Linked DNA regions of Homo sapiens: region 1 is linked to region 2. The links are chromatin loops, found by intact Hi-C in ENCODE. Cell type or tissue: heart right ventricle. All regions are shown on one strand.

Region 1 (4,000 bases), 320 kb before region 2:
GACCTAAAACCATAAAAACCCTAGAGGAAAACCTAGGCAATACCATTCAGGACATAAGCATGGGCAAGGACTTCATGTCTAAAACACCAAAGGCAATGGCAACAAAAGCCAAAATTGACAAATGGGATCTAATTAAACTAAAGAGCTTCTACACAGCAAAAGAAATTACCATCAGAGTGAACAGGCAACCTACAGAATAAGAGAAAATTTTTGCAAGCTACTCATCTGACAAAGGGCTAATATCCAGAATCTACAATGAACTCAAACAAATTTACAAGAAAAAAACAAACAATCCCAACAAAAAGTGGGTGAAGGATATGAACAGACACTTCTCAAAAGAAGACATTTATGCAGCCAAAAGACACATGAAAAAATGCTCATCATCACTGGCCATCAGAGAAATGCAAATCAAAACCACAATGAGATACCATCTCACACCAGTTAGAATGGTGATCATTAAAATGTCAGGAAACAATAGGTGCTGGAGAGGATGTGGAGAAATAGGAACACTTTTACACTGTTGGTGGGACTGTAAACTAGTTCAACCATTGTGGAAGTCAGTGTGGCGATTCCTCAGGATCTAGAACTAGAAATACCATTTGACCCAGCCATCCCATTACTGGGTATATACTAAAGGATTACAAAACATGCTGCTATAAAGACACATGCACACTTATGTTTATTGCGGCACTATTCACAATAGCAAAGACTTGGAACCAACCCAAATGTCCAACAATGACAGACTGGATTAAGAAAATGTGGCACATATACACCATGGAATACTATGCAGCCATAATAAAGGATGAGTTCATGTCTTTTGTAGGGACATGGATGAAGCTGGAAACCATCATTCTCAGCAAACTATCGCAAGGACAAAAAACCAAACACCTCATGTTCTCACTCATAGGTAGGAATTGAACAATGAGAACACATGGACACAGGAAGGGGAACATCACACACCGGGGCCTGTTGTGGGGTAGGGGGAGCGGGGAGGGATAGCATTAGGAGATATACCTAATGTTAAATGATAAGTTAATGGGTGCAGCACACCAACATGGCACATGTATACATATGTAACAAACCTGCACGTTGTGCACATGTACCCTAAAACTTAAAGTATAATAAAAAAATTATGCATTATTTGTGTGATAAAATTTACTATAAAATATAAAATATTGTTTAATTATTAAAAATAATTTTCAAATTTTTTTATTTTTGGAGGGATGATAAAAATCTTTTAATTTTTATTTTTTGATTTCACTTTCTAAAAATTGACAATAGTTGCACATATCTATGGGGTACATGGTGATGTTTTGATATGTATAAAGTATAGTGATCAGATCAGGGTAATTAGCATATCCATCATCTCAAACATTTATCATTTCTTTGTGTTGGGAAAACAGAATATCCTCCTTCTAGCTATTGGAAACTATATATTATTGTTAACTATGGTCATCCTACAATGGTATAGAAGACTAGAATTTACTCTTCCCTATCTAGCTGTAATTTGTGAATAATTTTATTGAGTAAATAATCAACTTGGTCTATGTGAAGAAAATATTGAGTCATCATGAGTAGACAGGGTGCATAGACATGGCAACAGCTGTGATGGTGACATGAGACTGAGGGAAAACTAGGAAGCTCTGGACTGGACCAGCCCCACATTATGGGAAACCCAGGTGGTTTTCTGATTTTCCATTGGCGACCCACTCCAGTACACCAGCACACAAGGGGAACAGTTTCCCTCAAGACCACCATTGAATAGATGGCCAAGAGAGAAAGCTTTGGAAAGGAGACTGGAGGGTTTACAATTTAGGACCATCTGAACAAGGCAAGTAAAGAGTTGTGGTGGGTCAGCTGTGAGTGAAGAAACCACAGGAGGGAAATGTTACTCAAATAAAATTACTTCAAAAGAAATGCAATCATCACTATAAAAATCTGGTATCACTTCATATAAATGGAATATGACAATGAAAAATAAATACATATATTAGTATATAAAGAATGCTCATCCTTTAGCCACTTAAAATCATCTGGCTAACCAGTCTGAGAAAACCTTTTTTTAAGAGCTTCATATTTTAGATGATAAAAACAAGGCCCAGAGAGGTGAAGGGACTTATCTAAGGTAGCACAGCTGGAATTCACCTGTCTGGACTTCACCACCACAATGCTCCCAGTGTGGCAGCAACCCAGGCAATCACCAGCACTGGCCCAACTGGAGAAAGCCTATCATCCCAAGGGACCCTGCAAACACTTTCTTCTGTACCTCTCAGCTCACCTAAAATGAAGGACCCTAGATTGGCTGTGTTGAAGGTAAGTGTAAAAGGAGCCTAGAGGCAAATTAGAAAACATCGATCTTACTTTCTTCCTCTAAAGTGAGAAGTTAAATCAACCAAGCCAAATTAGGACATCCCAGCTGTAGTGGCAAGGGAGCCCTTGGCAAAGCCCAACACAGCATGAGAAGCAGACTCCAGGCCTTTTCTGTGCTCACTGGGAAGCCAGCCCTTTACACTGGAGCACGGATCCAACTGCTAAAGCTGCTTCTATGTCCCCACAGACCCTGCCTCTCCAAGCCACAGCACAGCTGGCCACATGGTGGTTTTCTTTGTGAGCATGCGCTGATAGGTATGGGAAGGCCAGGGCATCTAGGGTCAAGATTTCAATCATCTTTTGAGGCTCAACTTGCAGAACATCCTCTGCTGGGGGTTCTCTGGGTCTTCTCACCTTCACTCATTTCTCCTCTCTAAATACCACCCTGAATTTCTGGATAAAAGGGGCTTTGAGGTGGCAATCTGGTTGCCACTTAAAAACAATGTTTTACAGACTTTAAATTAAAAAATCACGGTTTCTCAAAACAATTTTATTCATACTTTACAAAGATTGAGAAATAAATGATCTATCTTTGGGAATGTCATTATGTAGAAGGGTGGCCAGGGAAGATGTGGCAGATTTTACAGGAGTGGGGAGCCCCCTCCCCTGGCCACCAACTGGTGCCATCTCTGCTGTTCTCCTTCTAGTCTTAACAGTCTAGCTTAGCACACAAAATCTGTCTGCAACAATAGTATGTCTGCATTTTAACAATTGCAATTTTATCACAACTTCACAAATTGTAGGGACAGTGACTCTGCCTTTGTGGACACCATTGTACCCAGCACCATGTTAGCATATATTAGGCACTGAACTGTTGTTGAACAGATGGATAAGAAACCTTGGGTTGTCAAAAACTGCACTACAGGAAGCCATTCTTTTACTGAGTAAAAGAGGGTTAGTGAATGCAGTTCCAGCAACAACCAAGTTCTATTTCCTACAGAAATTTCAACGAGTTTTTTTTTTAAGATAAGTGAGTACAGCTTAAAACAAAAAACCCATACCTCACTGAGGCACCTCTGCTTGTTAACATGTGACTCAATATGAAGGGTCTCCCCAACCTTTAACTCTCCTGCATGGAGCCAGCATCAGCACCCTATACTCTACATACTGCAGCCCCACTGTGGTCACAATGTGCACAGCCACATGAGGAATGCCCCTGGCCTGCACCGGGAGCAGCACTTTTCTTTTCCCCCTAAGAATGTTGCTAATCCCCGAGCAAGATGGGGTCATTGTCAACAGAGGCTACATAAAGGACATGTTCCTCAAGGTATTGGCTCTCATATATTCATTTGCTTTATGCGGACTTTAACTATAGGAGGAATGTCTGTATTTTTCTGTTTCATTTTTTAACCAGTCCAATTCCTCATTTACAATGAAGGCAGGAGCTACATTTTATATTCATCTATGTGAGAGTAAAATGATGCTGTTACCAGCCCCATTTTATTGCTGAGGACTTTGAGGTTATAAGAAATTATGTAATTTGGCCAAGGTCACACAGCTAGTAATGGAAGGGGCTGGGGAATCAAACCCAGGCAGTCTGGATTTTAAGCCAATGTTCTTAAGCATCTCACCAAAACCGTCTTGGTGCTCACAAAGTGGTAGGTCACAATAATGCATGTTGCCGGATTCC
Region 2 (4,000 bases):
CTGATTCTTCCTGGACACCATCTTCAATTTGTTTGTGTGATCTGATTCTTCCTGGACACTGAACAAGAGCTCAGGATACAGAGGGCTGTCACACAGAGCTGTTAAACACTTAGCCATCTGTGGATGGCAAAGCTAAGACAGTACACTTTAACACATGCCCTCAGGGGCTCTGGGGGTCATGGGCAACCCCTAGGCGCTTCCATGGGCTCGCACAGAGTTCTGCTCCTGCTGGTCACCCAGAAGCACTCATCCCAGACTCTGCACTCACTTACCTACCTGCAAGGAGTTGAGAGCTGTGGGCTGAGTAAGCAAGCCACCCCTTCATGAGTCCCACGAAAGGGTCAAGGGAGCTATCCCATTATACTAGGAAGGGTTGCCTACCAGGTGCCTTGAAAAGAAGACAAGAGAAAGAATGGCTTGCTGAAAAACAGAAAGAGCTGGGACAGAAAGAGAATCCAGAACAGGGTGAAGATTCTATAGAAAGCCTCACTTGTCTGAATTATATTAGCTTTCAAATCCCAGTTATTTTAAGGTCCTCTCTTTGTATCTTTGCTTCATTCCATGTCCCTATTGTCTTCCCCATTTTCATTTCAGCATAGACAGTCTCTTTCTTTTTCTTTCTCCTCCTCCTTTCCCTCCTCCTCTTTTTCTTCTGTTATTTTAAAAAATAATAGCATGGAAAATTGTTCAAGTTAATCTGGCCACATAGAAAAATGAAGTATAAAAGCCTTGTATTCTAAAGTGTGGTTTTTCCAAACTTGTACCTGGAAAATTAAGGCTGAAATTTAACTAAGTTCCAGGCTTATAATGTATTTTTATTACTTTCATTTTAGTGCTATTTTATTTGTACTTCATCTGACTATATCCACGATTTAATTTTCTTTGTCTTGTTAATTGCCTGACTCAATATTCACTAACAAATGAATAATTGCCATTTGCTTATTTATCTTATCGTGTATTATTGACTGAAATGAAATGAGTGAGAGTTTTAGAATCCTCTGCAAATAAGGTAGTGGTAGGGGGTAGAATTGGAGAGGAGGGAAGGGTCTTATAATCCCTGCCAGAGTGTCCCATAATGCTGCTGCTAGTTAACCATGGAAACAGGCTTCTTTGACTTGGGTTCAAAAGGATATGGTGGCCTTTCTAACCTAAATATCTTGTCTGAAAGATCTCAACACATGTCATACATATGTGTGCTGACCTTATATTTATACTTGAAGGCTTGGTTTTATATAGTTTTATAAACAAACAGTTCTGGTTCTGAGTCTCATGTCATTCTGCCAGCTCTAAGAACCACATTTCCTAGGCCCCAGCTTCAACCTTAGGATCTGCTGGTTTTTGCTCATATAACTCCATAGAACTTCCATGGACTACCGAGTTGATTGGGAGACAATAGAATTTGCCTTATTGAATAAAATATACAGTTGCTGGTAGATGAGTAGAAGGAAGGAAGGAATGAAGCAAGGAAGCAAGGAAACAAGGAAAGGAGGGAGGACAGAAGAAATAAAGGGAGGAAGAGAGGAATGAAGTAACACTTATTGTCTACCATGTTCCAGGCACTGGCTTAGTTATCTTACATGTATTAGCTCACTTAATCCTCACAACTGCCCCAGAATATCAACCTATTGGAATTACATACTGAGGAATCTGTGTCCCAGAGAGTTTAAGTATGAGTAATAACACACCATGTAAGTGTTCAAAGTGAACTTGGGTCTGATTCCAAGTGCCATATTTGTAGCTACTTTGCAAAACACGACTCAAAACTTATATACTCCAACCTTTGTAGGCCTTGATCTCACTTTAAGACTAGAGTTAGATGGACAGACACAGTGGATCACACCTGTATTCCCAGTACTTTGGAAGGCTGAGGTGGGCAGTTCATTTGAGCTTAGGAGTTCCAGGCCAGCCTGGTCAACATGGTGAAACACCATCTCTACTAAACATACAAAAGATTAGTTGGGCCTGGTGGCAGTGAGCCTAGATTGCACCACTGCATTCCAACCTGGGTGACAGAGTGAGACTCTATCTCAAAAAAAAAGAAAAAAAAAAAAAGACTAGGGTTAGACAGTGTGATGGTTAATTTTCTGTGTTAACTTAACTAGGTTATTTGCCCTGTAGTTTAGTCAAATACTTCTCTAGATGTTGTTGTGGAGGTCTTTTGTAAATGTGATTAACATTTACAATCAGTTAACTTTTAGTAAAGATTATTCCAAATAATGTAAGTGGGGCTCATTGAATCAGTTTATAGCCTTAAGTGCAAAAAACTAAGGTTTTCTGGAAAAAAAGGAATTCAGTCTCAAGATTGTAACATAGAAATCCTTCCTGAGTTACTTGCTGGCCTCCACAATCATGTGAGCCAATTCCTTAAAATCAGTCTCTCTCTCTCTCTCTCTCTCTCTCTCTCTCTCTGTGTGTGTGTGTGTGTGTGTGTGTGTATTCTATTGGTTCTGTTTCTCTGGAGATCTTTGACTGATACAGACACAGTGATCTTTCCAAGCTCTCTGGCTCTCAGATTCTACTATTTGATTTGATTTGATTCTGTCTCAATGATCTTTTCCCATTGAAATAGTAATTTATTTATGACCAAGTATCCTTTCGGATTAAAGACCTTGGTAGACATTTAATTCAAACTTAGTTGAAAATTAAATGTTAATTATACTTAATTATAAATTAATTATTTTAACTTCCTGCTCATCTTGTGTATCACCAACAGTAGAGAAATTGTGGGGTCTTAATTCTCAGGAAACGGATTGTTTTTTAGAGTTGTATTCTTTTAGTAGAGAGATACCCTATTTCTCCAGAAACTTAACTTTTGCCTTATGTTGCCTCTGAAGTTATTTATTAACTTTTTTGAGACAGAGTCTTGCTCTGTCACTCAGACTGGAGTGCAGTGGAATGATCTCGGCTCACTGCAATCTCTACCTCCCAGGCTCAAGTGATCCTCCTGCCTCAGCCTCTGAAAGTGCTGGGATTACAGGCGTGAGCTGCTGCGCCTGGCCTGGTCTAACATTTGTTTCTAAGTTAGGCCATGAAGCTAAGTTCTGCTTCAGAGAACTTGGAATTATGAGATATTTTATTTTCTTCTTTTTGATTATCTTCAGTTTCTACAGTGAACATATAAAACTTTTGTAAGGAGAAATAAAGTTTTAAAGATTGAGAAGCCTAGGCCTCAAATTGATATACAGTCCATTAAGTCATTCCATTATAAAACAGTGGCAAAGGTAAATGTCCTCACATAATATAGACTGAAGAATAAGAAAAATCGTATTTGTGTTTTATATGATTGAAGTGATAGAACCAATCAATTTTGTGCATTAGAAACAAACAAATATATCAACAGCTAATGTTTAATTGTGTATTGCTTAGTTTTTGATGCTGGCCATAACAAAAATTTGTGTGATATTAATCTTTAAAAGTCAATTTATTTGTGAAGTGTTCATTTACATAGATCTTCATATTTTTTGTAGTGAAACCTTACTATGTTGACTGGATTCATTAGTGGTAGAGATATTTATATTTCTATCCACAGCCTAAATTTCTTTGTACTTCCCATGGCTATTTCCCTGTAGCTAAGAGTCTCATGCTCTGTTAATATCTGTATTTGTTACAAATGCTTCTCCCTCCTAAAACTTTATCAAATAAATAGGAGTAGTAAATACTTCTTAAATACATAAGAATATATCCCACTAGTTACATATTTGTTTAGCTACATTTGCCAATTATTCTTATGTTTGTGACACAATCATTGGAGGAAAAAATATCCAATAGAAATAAAACTTGGCCAGGTGCGGTGGCTCACACCTGTCATCCCAATGCTTTGGGAGGCTTGAGATGGGAAAATGGCTTGAGGCCAAGAGTTCAAACCTGCAGTGAGCTATGATTGCACCACTGCACTCCAGGTTGGGTGACACATCAAGACTCTGTCTCTGAAAAAAAAATTTTGAAAAAATAAAAGAAATAAAATATTTTAAATTTAGTGAAGTAAATGAACGAGGGAATC

What was found. Peaks named below come from ENCODE experiments on the same cell type or tissue, not always from the same donor. Only the 100,000 strongest peaks of a DNase experiment are listed, where the experiment ranks them.
Region 1: a loop joins it to region 2, with 2.9 times the contacts of the local background. A loop is called at or near these places in 1 of 110 quality-filtered maps.

What each region holds. Positions count from the first base shown.
Region 1 is chr9:69,575,734-69,579,733 of GRCh38, forward strand. The region is part of intron 1 of APBA1 (amyloid beta precursor protein binding family A member 1); the gene reads right to left. Among named protein-coding and RNA genes, the nearest start is that of APBA1, 95 kb to the right of the region's middle. In heart right ventricle, no CTCF peak of the experiment used is centred here; a DNase peak (open chromatin) is centred at 2,488.
Region 2 is chr9:69,892,962-69,896,961 of GRCh38, forward strand. The region is part of intron 5 of CFAP95 (cilia and flagella associated protein 95); the gene reads left to right. Among named protein-coding and RNA genes, the nearest start is that of CFAP95, 74 kb to the left of the region's middle. In heart right ventricle, no CTCF peak of the experiment used is centred here; no DNase peak of the experiment used is centred here.